2 separate regions of the Homo sapiens genome follow, and region 2 is linked to region 1. A link is a contact called in ENCODE Hi-C or POLR2A ChIA-PET data. All regions are on one chromosome and are shown on one strand. The core of a region is the stretch at or near the end of the contact, and the rest is flanking DNA. Distances in the headings are between cores, read along the strand shown.

The links. A loop is a pair of places that touch in the nucleus more often than their neighbours do. ChIA-PET counts read pairs that join two places held with the same protein, here RNA polymerase II (POLR2A). Pooled maps may share reads with other maps.
Region 2: a map of HepG2 shows a loop between it and region 1 (17-fold over the local background). The contact joins two enhancer-like sites. A Hi-C loop is called at or near these places in 2 of 168 maps with a recorded cell type or tissue (CD4-positive, alpha-beta T cell and HepG2) and 8 of 50 pooled maps. POLR2A ChIA-PET finds 5 or more read pairs at or near these places in 18 of 52 experiments (AG04449, BJ, CD4-positive, alpha-beta T cell and 11 more).

What each region holds. Positions count from the first base shown.
Region 1 is chr2:38,641,879-38,645,539 of GRCh38, forward strand. No RefSeq gene overlaps it. Among named protein-coding and RNA genes, the nearest start is that of GALM, 22 kb to the right of the region's middle. RefSeq lists a cis regulatory region at 1,811-2,323. Within about 2 kb of position 1,878, at least 4 of the 41 ENCODE cell types and tissues checked have a DNase peak (open chromatin) inside an H3K27ac peak, as active enhancers do; they include CD4-positive, alpha-beta T cell, where a contact is called at or near this core.
Region 2 is chr2:38,680,909-38,684,569 of GRCh38, forward strand. GALM (galactose mutarotase) reads left to right here. Exons shown (of 7, transcript NM_138801.3): 3 at 372-578. It overlaps LOC124905993 (a long non-coding RNA gene), which reads right to left. Exons shown (of 3, transcript XR_007086292.1): 3 at 2,975-3,661. Among named protein-coding and RNA genes, the nearest start is that of GALM, 17 kb to the left of the region's middle. Within about 2 kb of position 1,928, at least 3 of the 41 ENCODE cell types and tissues checked have a DNase peak (open chromatin) inside an H3K27ac peak, as active enhancers do; they include CD4-positive, alpha-beta T cell, where a contact is called at or near this core.

The sequences.
Region 1 (3,661 bases), core at 628-3,127:
TCTGGGGTACAAGAACAAACCTGAAATTATGGCCGGGTGCGGTGGCCCACGCCTGTAATCCCAGCACTTTGGGAGGCCAAGGCAAGTGAATCACCTGAGGTCAAAAGTTCAAGACCAGCGTGGCCAACGTGGCTGGGACTACAGGCATGCCACCCTGCCTGGCTAATTTTTGTATTTTTAGTAGAGATGGGGTTTTGCCATGTTGGCCAGGCTGGTCTCGAACTCCTGGTCTCAAGTGATCCACCACCCTAGGCCTTCCAAAGTGCTAGGATTACAGGCGTGAACCACCTCCTCTAGCCTACTGGGTCATTTTAAACAGCAAACTGATACAAAATGTCTTTCTGCTACAGCAATCATAATTAAAGGCAAAAGAAAACAAATAGCTCAGAGAAAAAGAAACTTGGTAGTGTGTCCGAAATTGGTGAGTTCTTGGTCTCACTGACTTCAAGAATGAAGCCGTGGACCCTCGCAGTGAGTGTTACAGTTCTTAAAGATGGTGTGTTCGGCGTTTGTTCCTTCTGATGTTTGGACGTGTTTGGAGTTTCTTCCTTCTGGTGGGTTCGTGGTCTCACTGGCTTCAGGAGAGAAGCTGCAGACCTTTGTGGTGAGTGTTACAGCTCTTAAGAAGGCGTGTCTGGAGTTGTCTGTTCCTCCCGTCTGGAGTTGTTCATTCCTCCCAGTGGATTCGTGGTCTCGCTAGCCTCAGGAGTGAAGCTGTTGACCTTCACAGTGAGCGTTACAGATCTTAAGGGCAGTGCAGACCCAAAGAGTGAGCAGCAACAAGATTTATTGCAAAGAGCCAAAAGACAAAACTTCCACAGTGTGGAAAGGGACCCCACGGGGTTGCCGCTGCTGGCTCGGGTAGCCTACTTTTATTGCCTTATCTGATCCCACCCATATCCTGCTGATTGGTCCATTTTACAGAGAGCTGATTGGTCTGTTTACAATCCTTTAGCTAGACACAAATGTTCTCCAAGTCCCCACTAGATTAGCTAGACACAGAGCACTGATTGGTGTGTTGACAAACATTGAGCTAGACACAAAGTGCTGATTGGTGCATTTACAATCCTCCAGCTAGACATAAAAGTTCTCCAAGTCCCCACCCGCCTCGGGAGCCCAGCTGGCTTCACCTAGTGGATCCCTCCCCAGGGCCGCAGGAGGAGCCTGTGCAGTCCCATGCTGCGCTGCCAGCACTCCTCAGTCCTTGGGCGGTTCGATGGAACTGGGCGCGGCGGAGCATGGGGTGGCGCCAATCAGGGAGGCTCCGGCCGTGCTGGAGCCCACCAGGGGTGGGGGTCTCAGGCATGGCAGGCCGCAAGTCCAGAGCCCTGCCCCGCGAGGAGGCAGCTGAGGCCCAGCGAGCGCTGTGCGGGCAGGCCAGCACTGCTGGGGGACCCAGGGCACCCTCCGCAGCTGCTATCCCGGGTGCTAAGCCCCTCACTGCCTGGGGCTGGCGGTGCCGGCCGGCTGCTCGGAGTGCGGGGCCCGTTGAGCCCGCGCCCACCTGGAACTCGCGCTGGCCCGCGTGCGCCGCGTGCAGCCTCAGTTCCCGCCTGCACTTCTTCCTCCACACCTCCCCACAAGCAGAGGGAGATGGCTCCGGCCTTGGCCATCCCAGAGAGGGGCTCCCACAGTGCAGCGGCAGGCTGAAGGTCTCCTCAAGCGCGGCCAGTGTGGGTACCAAGGCCGAGGAGGCGCCAAGAGCAAGCGAGGGCTGCCAGTACGCTGTCACCTCTCGGTAGCCTGATCGTGATTGAAACCAAATGAACAAGATTCAAATCTGCAGTCGTTAGGGGTAAATAAGATCTGTCTACCTTAAGTGGTAGTAACTTAATATCAAAGGCAGCACACTGGGATGCCCCCTCGCTTCTGTTTGGGCACAGCTTTCTTTTCTACTATTATCTGGTACAAAACTGGTTTTCTGTACATCTCCTCAACCTCTGACCAGAAAGCCTTGGCCCTGGAACCTCTTGGTGATAGTCGTTTGCCTGTGCTAAATAACAACCTCACTTCCTGTTTTCTCTTTTATCTCAACACAACAGGTACAGAGTGGAGGATGTGACAGTTAGAGGGAATGTTGCAACAATAATGAAAGCAATTACTCTTGAGTCTTAGGCTTCCTTGCTCGTTTTCGTTTCAGTAGATTATCTCTTGTGAATAACACTTAAAGTGGACAGGGCTTGTACAGATACCAGGGGAGAAGAAAAGGCACGTGACTCCAGTGTCACTGTCAATGAGCAGCTTGTTTGGCCGCTTCTGGCGTTGGGTAAATTTTTTGTTTTTAACTAAAGCCTTACTTATAATCAGACCCTCAGTTTCTTTCTTTTCTTTTTTTTTTTTTTTTTTTTTTTTTTTGAGATGGAGTTTTGCTCTTATTGCCAAGGCTGGAGTGCAGTGGTGTGATCTTGGCTCACTGCAACCTCCACCTCCCAGATTCAAGCGATTCTCCTGCCTCAGCCTCCGGAGTAGCTGGGATTACAGGCGCCCGCCACCACACCTGGCTAATTTTTGTGTTTTTAGTAGAGACGGGGTTTCACCGTATTGGTCAGGCTGGTCTCGAACTGTTGGCCTCAGTTGATCCGCCCTCCTCAGCCTCCTAAAGTGCTGGGATTACAGGCGTGAGCTACTGTGCCCGGCCCCAGACCTTGAGTTTCTTTTTGAGTTTTGTAATTTTATATCTACTTTATGTCTTTATAAATCTCACTTACCTTAAAGAAAGGCTGAACTATAAGACAGCCAAGATTTAGAAAACAGTATGATTATTTAGGACAGTGAAATGAGGAAAGAAATGAAGTGCTTAGAAATTTTGCTTTCACTATGTGCGGTATGGAATCAGTTCCTTCACAAAAAACTCTCCTACAGTAAATGAATTGCCTTTCATGATATATTTAAATTTAAGTATCTATCCTGCAGCTCATTTTTATAGTGTGTTCTACTGACTTTCCAGCAGAAAATCTGGCTCTTTTAAACATTTTTGCTCAAATAGAAATTAAATGAGCGGTTGCCTGGCGGTGGGGTTTGGGGTGCAGATAGGATTGACTCCTACGGGGTGGGGGTTCCTTTTGGAGATGATGGAAATATTCTAAACTTGGATTTTGGTGGTAGTTGCACAGTTCTATGAATATGCTAAAACCATCGAATTGTACACCTTAAATGGGTGAATTTTATGGTATGTGAATTATATCTCGATAAAGATGGTTTTAAAAAAATCTATTCTGGGCCGGGCGCGGTGGCTCAAGCCTGTAATCCCAGCACTTTGGGAGGCCGAGGCAGGCGGATCACAAGGTCAGGAGATCGAGACCGTCCTGGCTAACACGGTGAAACCCTGTCTCTACTAAAACTACAAAAAAATTAGCTGGGCGTGGTGGCGGGCGCCTGCAGTCCCAGCTACTCGGGAGGCTGAGGCAGGAGAATGGCGTGAACCCAAGAGGCGGCGCTTGCAGTGAGCCAAGATCGCGCCACTGCACTCCAGCCTGGGCGACAGAGCGAGACTCCGTCTCAAAAAAAAAAAAAAAAAAAAATCTATTCTGGAGGAAGAATCTAAAAGAGAGAAGACTGCCATAAAAGAGAAGTTAGAAGTCTCTTAGATTTGAGTGATTTCTTTGCTAAACCGGAGAGGCCAAGAAACCAATGACAGACTTTGAGGTTTTTTAATCCAAAA
Region 2 (3,661 bases), core at 678-3,177, 39 kb after region 1:
GTGGATCACTTGAGGTCAGGAGTTCGAGACCAGCCTGGTCATCATGGCAAAACCCCGTCTCTACGAAAAATGCAAAAATTAGCCAGGTACAGTGGCTCATGCCTGTAATCATACTCGGGAGGCTGAGGCTTGAGAATTGCTTGAACCTGGGAGGTGGAGGTTGCAGAGCCAAGACTGTATCACTGCACTGCAGCCTGGACAACATAGTGAGACCCTGTCTCAAAAAAAAAAAAAATCCAGGCTATCATTAAAAAGTCTTAATTGATTGTATAACCATTTTCCTTGTGAAATCAGTTGTCTTTAAATATTGAAATATGGCATTTAGCTTGAGGATGGAGCAACTACACAACTTTGAAAACACTTTTTTCCAGGTGCTCTGGACCCCTCGGGTGCTGTCAAATGGCGTCCAGTTCTCGCGCATCAGTCCAGATGGTGAAGAAGGCTACCCCGGAGAGTTAAAAGTCTGGGTGACATACACCCTGGATGGCGGAGAGCTCATAGTCAACTACAGAGCACAAGCCAGTCAGGCCACACCAGTCAACCTGACCAACCATTCTTACTTCAACCTGGCAGGCCAGGTAAGTGAACTTGTTTCTTCTTTCCTGCTTCGTGCTTTGTGGAATGTCCTGGGCTGTGGCTAGAGAGATCAGAGTAGTGTGGAATTGCTGTGGCAGTGAGGTCACCCTCATGATGATGAAAAGGGCCCAGCAGAGGGCTTATAGTAGGTGCTCAATAATTGAAAATTATAGAGAAAGACAGAATGATTACATTGTACTGCCAAGAGAAGTACCTGTTTCCCGTTTGCTTCAGACAAGTAACTAGCTGTTTCAAGAACTCCCTCTCAGAATCTAATTGTAACATGTGCTTATATTTGCTTCCCTTATTCCACGTCTACTCCCTGCAAATTTGTTCCAATTAAGGTGCCTTCCACCCTTGGAGCTTTGGAAATGGGCATGGTCCAGCTCCTTTAGATATGCTGCCAATATGTGTGTGCTTCCCCTGTGAGCCTGCCAGCTCCTCCCAGGGGTTTGGGTGGGCCAGTCCTGCCCTGCGCAGTACCGTGGAAAGAGCACTGGACTTGGATTTAGAAGACCTGGTTTTTTTAGCTTAATAAAGGCATATTCTCAATTTCATAGTAATAACACTACCTACTATTTGTCAGCTGCTGTTAGAAGCCCTTTATGAAGTTGTTGGTTAAGACACTAAAATCAACCCAGCAGAGGGATAAACCCCAGTGGGGGACCACTTGAACTGCCCACATAAGAGTGGTGTAGAGCTGCTGACAACCCCCCTTAAGTGATCCCTTCTGAACTACCTCATTCCCTCCTAAAGGTAACAGTTTAGCTCATTGAGGAGGATATCATATCAGACAGAATAAAAAGCTTAGCTAAACTCTGTAGATTATATCTATTACTTCCTCTTTATCTGAAGAACTCATCATTGTCTACTATACTTGACTCACTTTGGCCTGATTTTCTACCGCAAGATGGTGTTCACAGTCAGCTAGTAATATCTCACCTTTTTATACTGTTTCAGGAGTTTGCTGATGATCTGCTGGATTCTGTTTTCTAGAATTTTCCCAAATTGCAGAGTTAATTGGTTCTTGTAAAATTTCCAAAGTTCTCCCTTTAAAAAAGTTGACCCTTCACTTGCGGGTTCCTTATCCTCAGGAACTTTCACCATCCTTCTTGAAATCTTAAAAACAAGGCCAGGTGCTGTGGCTCATGCCTGTAATCCCGGCACTTTGGGAGGCCGAGATGAGTGAATCACCTGAGGTTAGGAGTTTGAGACCAGCCTGACCAACATAGTGAAACCCCGTCTCTACTAAAAATACAACATAAGCTGGGCATGGTAGCGTGGGCCTGTAATCCCAGCTATTCGGGAGGCTGAGACAGGAGAATCACTTGAACCTGGAAGGCGGAGGTTGCAGTGAGCTGAGACTGCGCCATTGCACTCCAGCCTGAGCAACAAGAGTGAAACTCCGTCTTTAAAAAAAAAAAAAAAATCTTAAAAACGAAACAAAAGACAAAAACAAAACAAAAACCCTCAGACCTAAGAGGATCTACTTCTTAAAATAAGTTCAGAAACAAACGACAGAAATAGAAGAAAGTATTGTTTTATGTAGGTAAAAAACTCGGTGATAATTCTGTTTTTTACATTTTTTGCATACTTAGGACATCCTATTTAATAATAGGGAGGGGAGATCTAAAGGAATAGATTAGAAATAAAAAGAGAAATTATGCATGCAGTATTCCATCTGCCAGTGTGTTCCAATGAAGGAGACAATATGGGAATGTTAGGTTTACTAAGGCTTTTTACGACTCTTCCAATCCTGCAGGGACTTGGAGTGACGGGTATTTCTGAATCTCTTTTCAGAGGCTGAATAGTTTCCTAGATCATAGACCCCACCCAAAAGCGCGGTCAATGAACTTCCTTCCGTATACCACAGATTGAATATCCCTTATCCAAAATACTTGAGGCCAGAAATGTTTTGGATTTTGGAGATTTTCAGATTTTGGAATATTTGCGTTATATATACTTATTTGTTCAGCATTCCTAATCTGAAAACTCGAAATCTGGAATGCTCCAGTGACTACTTCTGAGCGTCATGTTGGCACTCAAAAAGCTCAGATTTTGGAGCATTTCAGATTTTAGATTGTCCTCTTTTTTTTTTTGAGGTGGAGTTTCACTCTTGTTGCCCAGGCTGGAATGCAGTGGCACGATCTCGGCTCACTGCAACCTCCACCTTCTGGGTTCAAGCAATTCTCCTGCCTCAGCTTCCCTAGTAGCTGGGATTACAGGCGCCCACGACCACGCCCAGCTAATTTTTGTATTTTTGGTAGAGATGGGGTTTCACCATGTTGCCCAAGCTGGTCTCGAACTCCTGACCTCGGGTGATCCACCCGCTTCAGCCTCCCAAAGTGCTAGGATTACAGGCGTGAGCCACCGCACCTGGCCCCAGATTTTAGATTTTCAGATTAGGGATTTTCAACCTCTATCTTAGTAAGCGTAGCTTGAATCCACAGCCACTAACTTCAGGTTTGAAGGTGGATGGGGGCACCAGCCTTCCAAGGCACTCCGGTAGGAGTGGATGATCACCAAGCCAGACCTGGAGTCAAGGGCCTCTGCATCTTCAGAATATCTCTTGCCATACCTTGAGAAGCATTATCATATATCTCAAACCCTCCCCAGGCACATAGCTCAAAACCTGATATTTAAATTAGTCAGCTCATCTTATATATTTTTGTTTGTTTTTTAAATTTAATAAGTGGTATTTTTGTTCTATTTGGGCCCAAGTATTGCTCATCACTTCTAAGTTTGAGGGTTGGAGACCTGGGGAGGAGGGGAGAACTGGCTTTGTCAAAGAATATAAAAGGTATGTAGGTTGCAGGTCGTTTTTTGTTTTATTTTATTTTTCTGTTCCTTCCTGTGCCTAACACAAAACTGGGATAACTTTTTTTTTATTGAAACTTTACCTAAAGACCTGGGTGTGGTGGCTCATGCCTGTAATCCCAGCACTTTGGAAGGCCAAGGTGGGAGCATCACTGGAGCCCAGGAGTTCAAGACCAGACCGGGCAACATAGAGAGATCCCCCATCTCTAAAAACAAACAAACAGGCTGGGTGCGGCAGCTCACGCCTGTAATCCCAGCACTTGGGAGG